Linked DNA regions of Homo sapiens: region 1 is linked to region 2. The links are chromatin loops, found by intact Hi-C in ENCODE. Cell type or tissue: mammary epithelial cell. All regions are shown on one strand. Links, peaks and the distances in the headings refer to the core of each region. The heading gives the core; the rest is flanking DNA.

Region 1 (8,346 bases), core at 137-8,136, 50 kb before region 2:
TCTGGATATTCTACTCTCGAATTCCACAGGAGAACATACTCTTGTTCCTTTCTCCTGTCCAGGACTCAGGTACTTATCAGGCTGATAAAAGTTCCCATGCTCTTATCTTTTGGGAAGAAGGCCTAATACAAAGGATACCCTTTCTTTTCCCTCATCTTTATGCCTTGTGTTTAACCTTGGGTGTGGATACAAGATATGTGGGACTCTAACAATAACATATCATTCTTGTCTTGTTATAAGAGCCCTTTAAACAGAAAGGGTCTACTTTAGAGAAAGACTATGGTATTCCCTGTTGTTCCACGGAGTTTTTGTTTAATTCACCCTTCTGATCTGTGCATGGGGGAATGGAATGGCGTGTTTGCACATGTCCCTGATCCCAGCCATCCAGCACCCTGGGTGGTAGCTGGAAGTTTGCCCAGCTGAGAAAGATTGTTCTTTTTCTCTCCCTTTTTTATTTATTTATTTTTTTGTGTGTGTGGTGGTGGTGATGGTGCTGGTGCTGGTGGTTTCTTTTGTCTTGTATTTATGTAAAAAGTTTATTTGCTGCTCTTGAAAGATCTCAGCATGTGGCCCCAGAGTCTTTACAGACCAGGTTCCCTGTGGCCACTTTCTCTGTAAGTTTCTTCACCACAGTTCTGATGGTTGGTCTTCATGCTGATGTCAGTGCTGTTTTGATCCAAACTGTAGATTATTTTTACCTGTGAATTTCTGAATAAGCATTAGATTAACACATTTGTTTTTGAAATCAAATGTGCGTTGAGGTGAAACACGTTCTGCTAGAAAGCTCATAAAGCCATTTTGCCCCTGGGGACATACAGGTTTTTATGAAAAAATAATGAAAATATTTTAAAAGCTTGTTAAAATTTGTATAGATGGGCATATGTAAAACACATGCTATTTAAATACTGATATGAAAATAAGTTAGGAATGAAATAGAAAGAAAAATGATTTGCAAATCCAAAAAATAATACCAACATTGTATACTGTTCCCTGATAGATTTTTAGTTTTTCTGGTTTTAAATGGAATCTCTTACGACCCATGATTAAATAAGTGCTAACGGTATTGATATTTAAGCAACTCATTAGCCCTTTAGGAGATGCATATTCTGATTTTAGGGGTTCCCCCCCCCACTTTGGTCTATGCCCTGATGCAAAAAAAGTAAACTTACTTATATTAAAATTTACATTATTCTACTTGTGGTAGTGTCACCATTATAAGCACTGCATCTTTATGATGAAACTCTGCCTACAACTAGAGAAACATGTTTCAAATGGACATTTCTGTTATACTTTATTGGTATACTGTATAGCTATGTAATGCAAAAGCAAAATCACATTTGCCTTGGAATGATATCCATAATATCACTACAAAGAATTTATAATTTGGATTGGAGTTTTTTTCTTTAAAGCGATGACACTTAAAACTTCCTGGAAGATGGTGTTTCTCTGAGTGCCAGTAGTAATTTAACATCAAAATGGAAGACACATTCAATGTAGTTATTACTCACATTTTGAGTACAGTAGTTTCTCTCATTAAGTTTTATGTCAGAAACAAGTAAATTCCCTATAAGAAAACAGTCTGAATGACTTTCAGCGGCATCAAAGAGATCGAAACACTTTAAAACTATTTTCTTCATCAGTTGCCTGCTAACACCTTTTTGAAAAATAAAATTAATCAACGCGTATTTCCTTTTGTGATTTGTATTGTTTTGTACATTCACTCCCTTTTCTTTTCATGGGTTGGCTCCCAACTGGAACATGGAACCTGTGATCCATTCAAGATTGAGACAATGTAAAAGATAGAGAACTGACTTTTGGGGCAGGCAGGCCTCCAGGAAGTGGGAGTGAGCTTTCACTTCAAACTGGGTGAGGGGTGGTGGAAAGGGAGGATGCTGATTAAAATAATAAACAACTGCTGGAAAGAGAAGTTGATTACCACACTGCTGTCAGATCAGCCAGGGGAGCTGCCAGAGCCCACTGAGGCTGCTCTCCCCTGCCACAAAGCCGGCAGAAGGGACTAGATTTGCTGCGAGAGCTTTTCTCTGGACAGACAGAACACCTTTTAAAACAAGTTTAGTTCTGTTGCATTGACAGCATCCCTTAGGCCAGGCTGACCTAGGGAAATGGACTGAAACTAGCTTGGTGGTTACCATAGCAACCCAGGCTGCTGGTGTCTGGGAGAGTGAGAACCGGTGGCCTCTTGTCCTGTGTTTTGGTGTTTCTTCAGCTAAGAGTACACTCCTCCTTCGAACTCTACATAAGTCATGCTCTTTGAAAACTGGCTCTTTACCCAGGATTTTTTTTTTTTCGTTCTGAAATCGGTCTGAATGGAGGAAGTTGGTAATACTTGGCTTTTTTTTTTTCTTCTCTCATGCAAGTTTCCAGGATATAGCTTCTTTTTTTGCTGTATGTAATTGAGACCAAACTCTAAGCTTGGGGCCCTGGAGAGAACAGTTGTGGCCTGCAGGTCATTAGTGAGGTGAGCAGAAGGGAATCCTGGACTTCCCAGAGAAAGAGGAGACCATGCCAGCCTCGTGGAACACAGCTACCAGGAAATACAGAAGCAGGTCTATTCCTTGCGAACTCCGAAGTCCATGAAAAAACGGACCCACAGTGGGGTGGCTAAAATGTCCCAGCGCAAGCTGCCGCTGCTGCTGATGGACCATAGCTCAAGGGCAAGGCTTGTAAAGGATTTTACAAAGGATTTTAAAGTATAGCCAGAAAAGATACGGTGTTTAGAAGTTAAACGCTGTTGTCTGAAGGAAGTTTGCCGGAAAGATGTAGGCTTCAAGGGCTACTGGACAATGATTGGTCTGAACTTCAACTTACGGGAACTGCTGACAAAATTTGAAAAGGTATGCAGAAAGCAAACTTCATGAATGTACTTTTTTCCTTTCTTTCTTGCCTTTTTTTTCACTATACATTTAGATAGATGCTCTATTGACTCTTTGGTGGTTTAGTATAATTTATAAGGAATATTCAATTTTGCTGTCTCCTTTAAAGATGTTTTTCAAGTAAAGGGCTAATTAGCAATTACTTCCTTTGGTCAGGAGGGCTTCTCATGATGCCTGTCACTTTTAGAATTCCACATCAGAAGAAACTCTTTGTACTCAAGTCAGCTGGTAATTTAACTGAAACTTCTTTGGAGAAAAAAAAAAGAAAATGAAAATAAAATAAAAATCCAGCAAAAAACACTGGGTATTGGTGCCAAAGTCTGACTTCGTAGGCATGGGTTCTGTTCTCCATACCCCTCAGGTTTATCTGTCCAGCCACTGCCTGCCGTGCACTGCCCTGTACAGCCCTCTGCCTGGGGACTCAGCTGTGGGTGGCAGAAGTCGCTTCACAGTGACAGTGGCACATCTGACCTCAGGCTTTTTATCTGAGCGTGTCTGTTTTAAACATGGAGTGCTTGCATGCACTGTGAAGCTTTAATGCTTGGATTATTAAATGTGCGTGTAGCTCTTTTTTCCATAGGAAGGCTCCTGGCACAATCTAGATGGAGTCTAGCCTGCCAAATACTACCTTACATTTATAGTTAAAACAGAAAACCTCCACATGCGTGTATGCGCTCCTGCCCTCTTTAGCCTTTGGATGCCAAACACCAATCTTCTTCCAATTTCCAGTCTTTAAAGAAAAAGAAAGGCAGAAAGGGGTGAAGTCCTCCCTCACTTGGTATGTAAGTCAATTATTAATATTTAAAAAGCTGTGCTCAGTGGCTTTCACCGTGAATGCCCCATGGATCATTGCAAGTACAAATACTGTAGAAGCGGGACTGGATTGAGTCATTAAAAGAATAATGGGCTTTTTCTTACAAACCACAATTGCCAGAGGGAAAAGATGCAACATCATGCCATCTGAAAAGTTTGGAAGCTTTTCCAAAACAATTGCAGTCACTGCTTGCCTTTTGATGATAGGAACGTTATGGTGGGATGAATGTGGAGAGAGAAGAATTTAGCTCTTTGCTCCCTCCTGGCTGCAGTTGCTTCTCCCAATCTCTCTCTGCACCTCTACTGTAATGTAAGGATTAGGCTTGTAACACAGGGCGGACTTCGACCTCTCGCTTTAATATGTGGTTAAGCATCTAAATTCCTGAGAGTAAAAGACGGTTCTCCCTCAGCTTGCTCTCCACTTAGAAGGGGCGGGGAAGGCAAGGAATATCTTCCTTATGGCAGCTGGTAACAGCAGGTGACAAACTTTATGACCATAAAGAGGTCTGTTAGCTTGTTTTGTATAGATTTGTCTGTTTCTTCCTTTAAAGGTATAGAGCATATGTTACATGAATAATTCATTACTTAGACCCCCTGAGAGGCAGTAATTGTGGGCAATAGCTGGACTTTTGTATTGTAATTGCTGCTATTAGTCTTAAAAGTCTAGGTCAGATACCAGGGGTTCCTAACCTGCCTCAGCTTCAAGCCATTTTATTGGCAGAGTTAGAAGTTCTGGTTATATTAGCATGTTTCCCCTTTTAACTCCCATGTCTTAGTATTTGTCTTATTCCTATTTTAGTAGTTGAATTGACAGTAGAAGATATCTACTGGCTTTTTCCTGTCAAAGGCTTGATTTGGGATTTTTATTATTATTATTATCTATTTATTTATTTATTTATTTTTGAGACAAAAGGCGAACTCAAAGAAACAGTCCTGATGTAATTCTCAGTCTGAAGTTCTCCATATATGTGTATTTTTGTGTTAGGCAGTTTTATAAAAACCTATGTGAAAGTTGATCTCTTTGGCCGTATTTTACTTCTAGGAAGTTGTCGTACATGAATGTATTCTTTCCAAAGTGTTAATAAAATCCTTTGCGTATTCTTACAAAATCTGTCTCATATATTGAGATGTTGCTTCATTGGTTTATTGGCAGGAAAACTGGAATTACGGAAAAGTATCAGTACCTCACACGTCTCAAATACAACTAACCACCTTCCCCCAACAAAGCAATAATGCCATTTCTAGGGAAAGACCAAGGCCTACTGCTATAATGCAGAAGCCACAGGATCCCTTCAGAAGCTGAGTAACAGCCATTCTACACGCAGAGGTAGAGTCCCTTTACCCTCAATTCTCAGTCCTGTCTCTTCCTCAGTATTAGTAACCTGTTTCTAGAGAGAATACTAGCCTTAACGATTTACCACTTTTCATATCAGCAGTTGTCATTGTTCAGTCTGAAGTTTAGGTGACCACAGTAGAAAGGGGATTTTGCTGTATTCCTGAAGGAATTTCAGGCTTTAAGAAAACGAGGGTCCACTGTTGGACTAGTAGACTCAAATCCTGATACGCTTAGTAGTTGAGGCCAACAGCTGAGCAGCAGGCCTTCCAATGGTGGCTAATCTGGAAAGTTATAGACTGGTCAGATCATTAAAATTCCCAGGTGAAAGCAGACCTTCAGCATAACTTTAAGACAGCAGTTTTTTTGTGAAGGTAAATTGAAAGGGATATTTTAGTTGATATTTTTGAATTTTGGAGACATCCAGTGGTTTTGTGATTTTTACTGGATATAAGAATGTTTGGCATGTTATACTCATATAAGAATGTTTGGCATGTGGTTGAGCACCTTGTCTCAGCATGTGTGATGCTGGGATTGTAGTTTCCCAGCACAGGCAGGATGGGCAATTTCTTACATTGGGTACTGATTTCTAGTCTTCTAGAACCAGAAAGGGCAAGGCTAGGAGTCTCTTGCAGGCAGGAAGTATTATGTTCCTACAAGATGACAGCTCATTACAGATTAGGAAGGCCCAATTGGAGGGAACCATGCCAACTCGAGTGGTACCTAAAGAGGAAGAACTTCTTACCAGGGGAGGATGACCCCATACCAAGATGTGCCTGCCAGCAAGCAGGTCCTAATCATCTAACAAAGTGATAAGGGATGAGAAGTTGTGGCCATGGGCTCAAGGGTGACTATGGGAAGAGTTCACATTCAAAGTTGACTAGTCCACCAACACACCTCTCTGAGATCCAGCCAATAGGTAGTTTTATTTGCCACGCTGATTTTAATTAATTTTTTTCCCTGAAAGTACTTCCTAAAGGAAGTATCTCATGACTTTAGGGACTATTAACATACTGTCATACTTAAGCCATTTGCATTGTGTACTGTATTTCTTTTGTTTAATAGTCACAGAGGATAGTGTAATGGCCAATTTTAGCTCAGTGACATTTTGAGTGACTGCTGCCTTTTATTAATTTATTCAGACCTGCTACTGAATGGTTAATGATAATCGTAGTTCTCTAAGGGATTTTTTGATGTATGTGTCTGCTGTGTGTGTGAGTGCCGTTCTCTTAGTACCATTCTCTTGGTGACTCCTTGGGCAAAGATGCTTCCTATCATAACAACACAGAGAGAAACCACTCAATGCTGAATTACTTTATGGCATTTACCTCCTTTCACATGACTCTATCTTTTATAATTACAATTTGAAGCTATATTGTATTGCTCAGTTTGCCATATCTCATTTTAAAACAAATGTGTCCTCAATAAGATATAGTAAACACATTTCAAAGTCTCCTCATTTATTCCCTACTTAGCAAATATTTGTGAAGTATGTACCAGGTGCTAGTCTAAGTGTATAGATGGAGAAGACATTGATCTTATGGCCGAATGGGAGGATACAGACAAGGACATTTTCAATGACAACTGCATAATTAAGCAAAAGTAGATGAAATTATAAGAGTAATGATAGCCCTAATCTCAGTACTTGTGAAGTCTCTCCTGGAGAAATTACATTTAAACTGAGACTTAACAGATGAGTTTAAGTTGAAAGAAGGAAATGAGATTATATACCAATGTGTGTGCATGTGTGTGGCCCATGGGTGGACTTGTGTCAGGGGAAGAAATTGGGAGCTTTCAGGGTAACAGGGACTGCTTTGACATGGGTCAGAAGTTGAGAAGCTGTGTGCCCCAGGCTTGTAGTTTTAAACATTTGAAATGCGATAATTTTTCTCTGGGTTTTCTGACCTGTTCAGTTTTGATTACACGATCTGATTTGTTTGTTCAGTTTTCATCACACTATCTGAGTTTGTTCCACTTAGTAATTTGACTGTTTTCTACTCTGTTGTCTTACTTTTTTTTTTTTTTTGGAGACATGGACTTGCTGTGTTGCTCAGGCTGACCTTGAACTCCTGGGCTCAAGCTATCCACCCACCTCGAGTCTTACCTATATTTATCATCACAGATAATAGGAAAAGAACATTATTAGCATCGATTTCTTAATTCAGAAATGCTGCTGTAGACCTGATGATACCACCTCTATTGTCAGTCAAAAATGTGATTCAATAGAGTGATTAAAATCTGTGAGATTAGCTGTTGGAAGAAAATTTATAGAATAATAATTAAAATCAATAAATTAATTGAATAATTAATGACAATTACTATCCCAGAAACCTCACAAACTGTTTCAAAACATATTTACATATGACATAACCTTTGAAGATGATGTTATTTGCCTATTCTATTATTATTTAAGTAATATATATATATATTTTTAAAATCATGATTCCTCATTTTCAAAACCTAAAGCTCTGGCAGTAATCCTGCTGAGCTCCTGATAATAATTCTGAAATCTAGTCTGACTTTTGAAAGGAATGGTGGATTTATTTTCCTCTAATGATTAACTTTGTTTAGTTAGGCTGAGCTTTGGGACATGATAGCGAAATTGTTCTAACCTCATTTCTTCTTCACCTTCAGGAAAGGGGTCAGAACTCCTTCAGAAAAAAACATCACTGTTGCCACATAAGGTTAAGTAAATAGTTGGTGCAAAAATAAACCAAAATTATTTTAACAAGACCAAAGAGGATGAATCTAGTCTAGCACCCATTTAGTTGTTGAAGACTTCCTGGTGGTACTGTTCTAAATCTCTGTTTCCTGTCAGAGATTTCAGACAGTTCTGTTTATTATAATGTGAGGAAATATTTTTGCTTACATATTTAAGCAAAATATGTTTTATTTTCATGATGTTTTATTGATTTGTTTTATAATGTATATCACATAATTTGTTTATAATGTTTTATAATCAAGCTACTACTTGTAGCTTTATAATCAAGTAGTAGCTTGACTGTGAAACATTATAAACAAGTTATTTGATATACATTATAAAGTGTTTACAGTTATATCTCTATGGGTTATATCATTAGAGAAATGCCCAGTTAAGGGCAAAACTTGTAGTCAAATACTAATTATTAAATAAGTAAAAAGTAAATAAATAAATGTTTTCCCGTATTTGTGAAGTTTATCTTGATCTGAATAGTGGGTGTTGTTTACAGAAAGACTAACCACTTATCAGTGAACCTCAGTGAGCTTTTGTAGCCATCTTCTGGAGGGCTGTTCTGAGGGTTTGCATCTTATGCTTTTGATGGTGTT
Region 2 (8,346 bases), core at 177-8,176:
TTTTGGAAGGTCACAATCCATATCTAAGATTTTTTTCACCCCAAGAACCAATTTTTGTTCCCAGTTGAGAATGTAAGGGTTAAAGTTGATGAAATAAATTAAATAGCCTTTAACATTATTAGAGAGAAAAAAACCTAATGGGTAACAATGGAGATTGAGATAGTTGACTTCTAGACCATCTCTGTTCCATACTTGCTGTATGATCAGGGAAGAAATCATGTCTCTTTATTTTGTTGTTTGGGAGAACACAGGAATAGCATAAAACCTAATAGCTTGGAAAAATCACTTAATCTCACTGGACTCAGTGAGGCTATTAATTGAAAGAATTGGTATAGATCAGTTGTTTTCAATTCTGGCTGCACTTTCCTAGGACATATAAAAGATATCAATGCTCAGTTATATTTACCCAGGCCAATTAAGCCAGTCTCTGGAGGATATGGGCTCAACCTATAGTGTAAATCAGAATCACCTGATGGGCTTGTTAAGCCACAGATTGGTAGGCCCCACTTTCAGAGCTTCTGATTCAGCAGGTTTTGGGTGGGGCCTGCAAATGTGCATTATCAAGTTCTCAGGTAATGTTATGCTATTAGTCTATTGACCACACTTTGAGAACTGCTGGACTAGGCATTTGTGTAAGAGTGAATGTGTGTGTGTGGTGTGTGTCCCCAGGTGACTTCTAATCTCAAAACTATTCGTATAGAAAATTTCAATAAGGTTCTTTTAAGTTCTAGGATACTCAGATTTTAATATAATAAGAGTTGTTAAACATCAAGATGGCTTATAAAAGGAGACCTATGGACAAATATCAACTTCTTGGTCAATTTTCATTAAAAACTCGTTTCTTAAAGCTTTTTACAGTATTTTTTTGAAAATTAACTTTTTTTTTTTTTAGCTGCATATATGGGTCTTCACTTCACTTTTCAGTAAAGATAACTTATTTGGTTATCAGTGTCTGATCATTTGATAAGACCAATGGAAGGTTTGGATAGTAGCCAGTTATTTTTGAATTGCTTGAAGAGAATCTTGTAAATTTGTAGTCCAGAGGTAATTCTGCGATTGCTTCAATACTTGGAATTGCAATAGAGTTGTAAGTACTGATTCTTTTACAAGACCATGTATAAACCAAGAAGTCTTCTGTATTTTCCAGTCCCAAAACTGAATCGATAAAAAAGAGTGCCATTTTTTAGATAAAGTGTTTAGAGGCTTTGCCTTTGGCCTCTCATATTTTCCTTTCTTCTCTAGAGGCTCTGACTCCTCGGGCCTCTGACTCCTCACGCCTTCATCCCCTCTGAGTTCTTCTAGGATCTAAGACACCAGAGAGGTCCTGGTATAGAAAAAAACACAGTCCCTGTTTACATGAAATTTACATTCAAGGGAGATCCTCTGCTTATCCTTAAACTTAGAGTTCCTGTTCTCTGTGTTTTGAGAAATCATTTCCCAAAAGGTTATGGCTGAGCTGTGAACTGCGCATTGTTATCCCAAATCTCAGGTTGTCTTTGCCCAGTCATCCACTTCTGTAACCCCAACTTTTCTCCCTTGGTGTTTTAGTCTGTCTTTTGCTGCTGTAACAGAATGTCAGGGACTGAGTCATTTATAAGGAAGAGAGATTTATTTGGCTCACACTTTTGGAGGCTGGGCTCACAGTTCCAGAGGCGGGGAAGTTCAAATCAAGGGCCTGTATCTGATGAGGGTCTTCCTGCTGTGTCATCCAATGGTGGAAAGCACAAAGGCAAGAGAGCGTTCATGACAGAGAGGAGATGGAAGCTGAACTTATCCTTTGAGCCCACTCCTGCTATAACTAACCCACTCCCACTGTGATAATGACATTAGTCCATTCATGAAGGTCAAACCCTCATGACCTAATCACCGCTTAAAGGCTGCTCCTCTTAATATCAGCACAGTGTCACTTAAATTTCATCTTGAGTTTTGGAGGGGACATTCAAACCATAGTACTTCGTTGCAATTCGGGCAAGCTTTTAGTTCATGTACCCATTTATTTCCAATCTCTTCTTTAAGGGAATACAGAACTCTTTTCAATTATAACATTATGATGTAGCTTTAAACAGAACATAAAATAACTTTTAAAACCAATTTTTTCAGATATGTTTTAGCTTACTGAAATAAAGTTGCTTCTCTTTTCATTTAGTCTTGTCTATTATTATAAATTCTGTTAGTATTTTTTCTGATCTCCTACTTTTTAGGTCTTTTCCTTTTTGTAATAAAGTTTAAAAATCTTTTTAGCTACAAAGAACTCTTGTCTTACAGCTCAAAAGTACATAATTAGAATCAATCAAGATCAACCCTCAGATGGCTTGATACTAATATTAGCCAAGGTTTTTTATTCCCTAAAAGTTCCCATAGAAAGAAAGGGACCTTGTACTTGATTTCTAATTCATTCTCTAATCTTAAGGTAATAGTTTGAATTACTTTATTTCAAGCAACACAATACTGATTAATTTGACGTAAACTCTCACTGCTAATTTAAGATGTCTAAAGAATATCAGATGGAATTTTGTGAAGAGACAAAGAACTTAACACTAATTTAATTATTCCAAAAGGTATGATCTCATAAATGCAAGTTTTGAATACCACTATATACAACCTTTATTTAGGGGTTGATTTATAGAAACTCATATATTCTGAGTCTTCTGATTCCGAACTATCTTTATATATTCTAGTCCTTTATATGTACATAAATGATTTAATGACTCCTTTTCAAAGTTACTCTTTGATAATAGTGGTGCCAATCATTTCATTCCCCATCCATCCACCCACCTATCCACACTATTCACCAAATGTCTTAATGTTAAAGTTGATGCTTCTGTACGAAGAGCAATAAGGTATAGCCTCTGCACCTCAGTGATATATTTTAATAATTCCTATTACTAAAAGCCCTGTGCTTGTGGTTTGTTGGCTGTATCCAGAGGGAATACTTTACATTTAAATGTTTAGGTGATGGCTCTGAGATTTCGCCTTAGAATAGGGATATAAAGCAATGCTTTAAAGCATCTCCTATGTTCAAACACCTAGCGGTTATAGATCAAATATAAAAAACAGAAAACCAAACATGGCATTGTGGGCTCCAAAACATGACAATCATTCTACAGGCCAGAAACAAAGCAGAAAAGCAAACTAGCTAGTGATGTTGATGCTGCTGGAAAAATGTAGCAGACCCTAGTGATGAGCAGGCAGGAAGCCCCATAGCAAAGACTCAGCTCAAAACCCTTCTCTTACACACAGAAATGAGTGATTCACAGATTGGCATCCTTTCCTTCCGTAGTGTAAATGCCCCAGGCACTGCTATTATGAAACTTCAGTGTATTGTTGATCCTTAATTAAATGTGCGTACTTTCTTGGGTGTTTTAATCAGTGTCTCAGAACATTGATATATTTTCAGCAACATCAATAATAAATACTTTGTTCAGTGCTTCAACAATACATAAACATTTGAGACCTGGGGCCTAGCACATAGTAAACACTCAGTAAAAGGTGGCTGATATCTTTTCCCATAATTGTTGGGAGTCTTTTCTGATAGTTTTGATCATTTTTATTTTGTTTAAAACTATATAGGCTACATGAGCAGTTTTAACTAAATAAAACTGTATTAATACCTGTTATTTACCACCTAGTATAACCCAACAGAACTAGCTTTCAATTACTATCTAGATTAACCCGTCAAATTAGACAAGGGTCACCTTATAGTCTTTGCAAGTATCAGTTTGGTAAACAGCACACTCATTATTTTTTTCGTGTAAGTACATGTTTAATTCCCTCAAATGTTAACATAAATTGCTACTTAAAAAATATGTAGTGTTTTAAGGACTGTTTTAAAATAAATGGATAGGCTAGGCACTGTGGCTCATACCTGTAATCCCAGCACTTTGGGAAGCCGAGGCGGGTGGATCACTTGAGGCCAGGAGTTCTAGATTAGGCTGGCCAACATGGTGAAACCTCATCTCTGCTAAAAATATAAAAATTAGGTGTGGTGGCGGGTGCCTATCATCTCAGCTACTTGTTGGAGACTGAGGCAGTAGAATCGCTTGAACCCAGGGGGCGGAGGTTGCAGTGAACCAAGATCACACCTCTGCACTCCAGCCTGGCAACAGATTGAGACTCCCGTCTCAAAACAAACAAACAAACAAAAAAAAAAAAGCAGCTTACTAATAAATAATAAAATAAATGGGTAAAGTTGAATCTTCCCATCTAATGACTTCAATCGAATTTTTAGAATCATTTTTGAAGTTTTGAAGAAGCTGAGGTCACTTATATGCAACTTCCCTTTCAAGAATGTGAGCTTATCATTCAGTCAACAATTACCTATAATGCACCTACAATGTATATAGTGTTTGTAATGTTATGGATTTACTCTAACCAAATGCTCTTGAGTGGATAAAATTGCAGATGCAGATTTTACTGTACAATTTGCACTTCATTTTCATAACAATGTAAATATTAAGTTATGTAGGAGCAATTATCAGAGCTCTAATACCCTTTCTCCAATAGAATGCATATTTGATGTTAGAAAAGCAAATCTAGAATAATTGAAAGTGCATGATTCAGGTATAATTTCTTGTTTGTGTGTTCTTTCCCTCAGGGCTACTCTGGCCTTTGCTTAACCCAGTTTATTTCCTATATTCAAGCTTTATTATATAAGACTCAGAACATATCTGGCCTTAAGCTGAATTGCCAAGAAACATTAGCAAACTTGCTCATTAAAATAACAAATTCTAACATTGTCTTTAAAACAACAACACCCTACTGTTAAATTTAGGCTGTGTGTGTGTGTGTGTCTGTGCACACGTAGGTGTGGTAGAATTTTTTTTCCCTACTAAAGTAATCGGAGACTCTGCCTGAAATTCTGTAATTTTGAGGTCTTGTTGTGTTAGAAGGTTGCCTACAGTGGGAAACTTGTCTTTTTCTGAAATTAAAAAAAATTATTTTCCAAGTTCCTCTCCAACCTTTGCCAGTCTGTGTTGACTTACTCCTTATTAAACGCTCAGCTCTTTAAGGCCCATTAGTCAAGCTGTTACTTGTGTGCAGGCCTGAAGCAGCAGTTCTGTCAGTGAGCCTGCACCTACCTGCAACACCCCATTTGGTTGTCTGCACCTGGACTTGTCTCCTAATCATAATATGTAATATTGCAACTTTACCCCAAAGGGCCATAGAATGTCCATGTTTAGAGGGAGAGGTGAGACAGCCTAATAGGTGTCACTCTCTGGTGGTAAAATTAAGAGTGGATCACAAATGTAGGCAAGAAACAGAGGCCTGTAAAACCAATGAACCCTTTTGCAAAACAATCATTTTACTGCCTCTGCACATATTTAGCCCAGAGATAATTTATTTTATCTAGCAGTTCATATATTCACTCAGGTTGAAACTTCTATATTGTACCTGATGTTTGCTGCATACTTTGCTAGGTGCCAAGCATGCATGAGTTTGTAAGACTATTTTTGCAATCATGGAGCTCACTTCACTCTCTAGCAGTGATGCAGGCTTGAAAACAAGTACTACAGTAGATATTAAAAGTGCTGTAATACAGGCATGGACACACAGCCAAGGAGACATGAATCACGATTATTTGTGCTTGGGAAGATTGGGAAAGGCTCCACAGAGCAAGATGCTTTTGAGCTGAAAGATGCCTTGGAATAAGTAAGAAATCACTAAAGGTGTTACCAAAATGCTTTAGGGAGAAAATCCTCCAAATTAGCCATGGCATGTTTTGGAGTATGCAGTAGAGTAAGGGGTGCTGCTTACCTCCTTTTGTGATGATACTTAGAATAAGACTGAAAGAAGAAAATACAAGTTCAGCACCTAATCCAGTGCCACATTAGAATAGGTACTAATTGAGGATCCCTTAGTGAAATATTTGGGACCAAAAGTATTTAGATTTCAGATTTTTTCATATTTTCGAATATTTGCATTACACTTACCAGGTGACCATCCCTAATCAGAAAATCTGAAATTCAAAATGCTCCTAAGAGCATTTCCTTTGAGTAACAATATTGACACTCAGAAATGTTTGGATTTTGGTGTATTTTAGATTTTGGATTAGAGATACTCAACCTGTATTGCATATATTAGCTGGATGAAGGAATACATTTATGTGTGCATGTATTTTAAAGAGTACAGGGGGCCGGGTGCAGTGGCTCATGCCTGTAATCTTAGCACTTTGGGAGGCTGATGTGAGTGGATCACCTGAGGTCAGGAGTTCAAGACCAGCCTGACCAACATGGTGAAACCCCATCTCTACTAAAAAAAAAAAATCAAAAAAATCAGCTGGGTGTGGTGGTGTATACCTGTAATCCCAGCTACTTGGGAGGCTGAGGCAGGAGAATCGCTTGAACCTGGGAGGTGGAGGTTGCAGTGAGCCAAGATCACAGCATTGTACTCCAGCCTGGGCAACAAGAGCGAAACTCTGTCTCAAAAAAAAAAATAAATAAATAAAAAGCAGGGTGCAGTGGCTCATGCCTGTAATCCCAGCACTTTGGGAGGCTGAGGTGGGTGGATCACCTGAGGTCAGGAATTCTAGACCAGCCTGACCAACATGGAGAAACCCCGTCTCTACTAAAAATACAAAATTTGTCAGGCATAGCGGCACATGCCTGTAATCCCAGCTACTCGGGAGGCTGAGGCAGGAGAATCGCTTGAACCCGGGAGGAGGAGGTTGCGGTGAGCCGAGATCGCGCCATTGCACTCCAGCCTGGGAAACAAGAGTGAAACTCTGTCTCAAAAAAAAAAAAAAAAAAGTACAGGGAAGGATACTATTTTATTACTATGAAAAGCAAAAGAATTTCTGTCTCATTTTTAACATTGATATTTGGTATTCTGATTCAGGCATTATTTTTTATGTCACTGGGGTGGAACCAAAATGAATTTTGTATATTAACTGCTCATTGAGGGATGTTAACCAAAACTTTCAAGGCACTATGTAGGAGATTTTTTTTTAAATTTTGTCTGCATACCAACGGAAAGTAAGCCTGTTTTCTGTCTCCTTTTTCATGTAGTTTTATTAGTGCTATCAAATTTAATGAGTGCTCTGCCCTTTTTTGCTGTCATTCTGTAATGACTTCAGATCCATATATGCTGATTTAGCTTTGAAAGCAAGTTGGGAAAAGAGTAAATTACATTCTAGCAGATTTGTCTCATGTTTGCATCATTTATTTTTTTCTGCTTATATTCTCCAGTAAGCAGTTAACTGCTTTTTTGAAACCAAAAGCTAAAGAAGCCTGCTGTACCAGCAATACCTCTATTTGTTATAATTCAGCTACCCTGCATTTAGGGCCAGCTTCTCAGGTGTCCCATGCAGTCACACAGGGCTCTGCTCTTACAAGGTTTCTGCACTTGGCTTAATGTTCTTCTGCTGCCATCTTGAGATTCTTAGTAATATTTGGACAAGGGGCCCTGTTACACTGAGGTCTGCAATCACATAGCCAGACCTGCTTGCATTGCGAAGAACATTAACATATATATTCTGACACATGTAACACAATATTGAATGCCTCTTAAAACTTGCTTCAAGCATCTTTCCATCTCCTTAGGTAAGGAAGCCATCCTGAGCCCCACTCTGAGTTACATGCCCCTTGTTGTAATTTGTGATGTCTCTGTTTGTTAGTGTTGGCTGAGCTTTGACTAGGGGTTCATTCCAAGACCTCACCTTTCCTGCTGACTTATTAACTGTTCCTCGGACTCTACTTGACTTCTAGAACACCGCACTCTCCTGATGTTTTTCTTACGTCACTGGTAGCTCTTTCTCAGTTTCCCTTCCTGGTTCTTCCTTCTCTCCCCTGTCTTCTAAAATTGGGATGTGTCACTTGTCAGGCCATGTCACCTTCTCTGTATTCACTCCTTCTTGGGTTTAAAAATGCCATCTATATGCCAAGCACTCCCAAAGATATATCCGTTTACATGTCATCTCTACTTGAGTGTGTAATAAACACCTCACAGTTAATATGACCAAACTGGCTTCCTGAATTGGCCCCTATAACATGTTCTACCCAGCGTTCTGCATTTCAGTTGGTAGGAATATTATTTCAGTTGCTTAGGTAACAAATAATAATCACCTTTAGTCCTGCCTTTCTCTCATTTTCAGTCTGTTAGGAAATCCTGTTGGTTCTCTGTTCAAAATATAGAATCTGAATCTACCACCTGTGACACTCCTCTGTCTCTGGAAGTATCAGTCCAGCAACCAGAGTGTTCCTATTAAAATAAATCAAACTCTGTAGGGGCTTCCTAACTTATTCAGAGGAAAAGCCACAGCTCTCGGAATGGTCTGCAAGGCCCTGCCTGATCTGACCTACCCCCTACTCACACCTTGCTCATTTCCTCTCTTGCTGTTTTTTCTCTGAC

What was found. Hi-C counts contacts between places; a loop is a spot of excess contacts. Peaks named below come from ENCODE experiments on the same cell type or tissue, not always from the same donor. Only the 100,000 strongest peaks of a DNase experiment are listed, where the experiment ranks them.
Region 1: it touches region 2 in a loop (4-fold over the local background); 3 of 110 quality-filtered maps call a loop at or near these places.

Annotation. Positions count from the first base shown.
Region 1 is chr6:144,657,421-144,665,766 of GRCh38, forward strand. The region is part of intron 51 of UTRN (utrophin); the gene reads left to right. Among named protein-coding and RNA genes, the nearest start is that of SNORA98, 260 kb to the left of the region's middle. In mammary epithelial cell, for the core only: no CTCF peak of the experiment used is centred there; a DNase peak (open chromatin) is centred at 3,811; H3K27ac peaks cover 1,326 bases.
Region 2 is chr6:144,707,193-144,715,538 of GRCh38, forward strand. The region is part of intron 53 of UTRN (utrophin); the gene reads left to right. Among named protein-coding and RNA genes, the nearest start is that of SNORA98, 310 kb to the left of the region's middle. In mammary epithelial cell, for the core only: no CTCF peak of the experiment used is centred there; a DNase peak (open chromatin) is centred at 3,249; H3K27ac peaks cover 702 bases.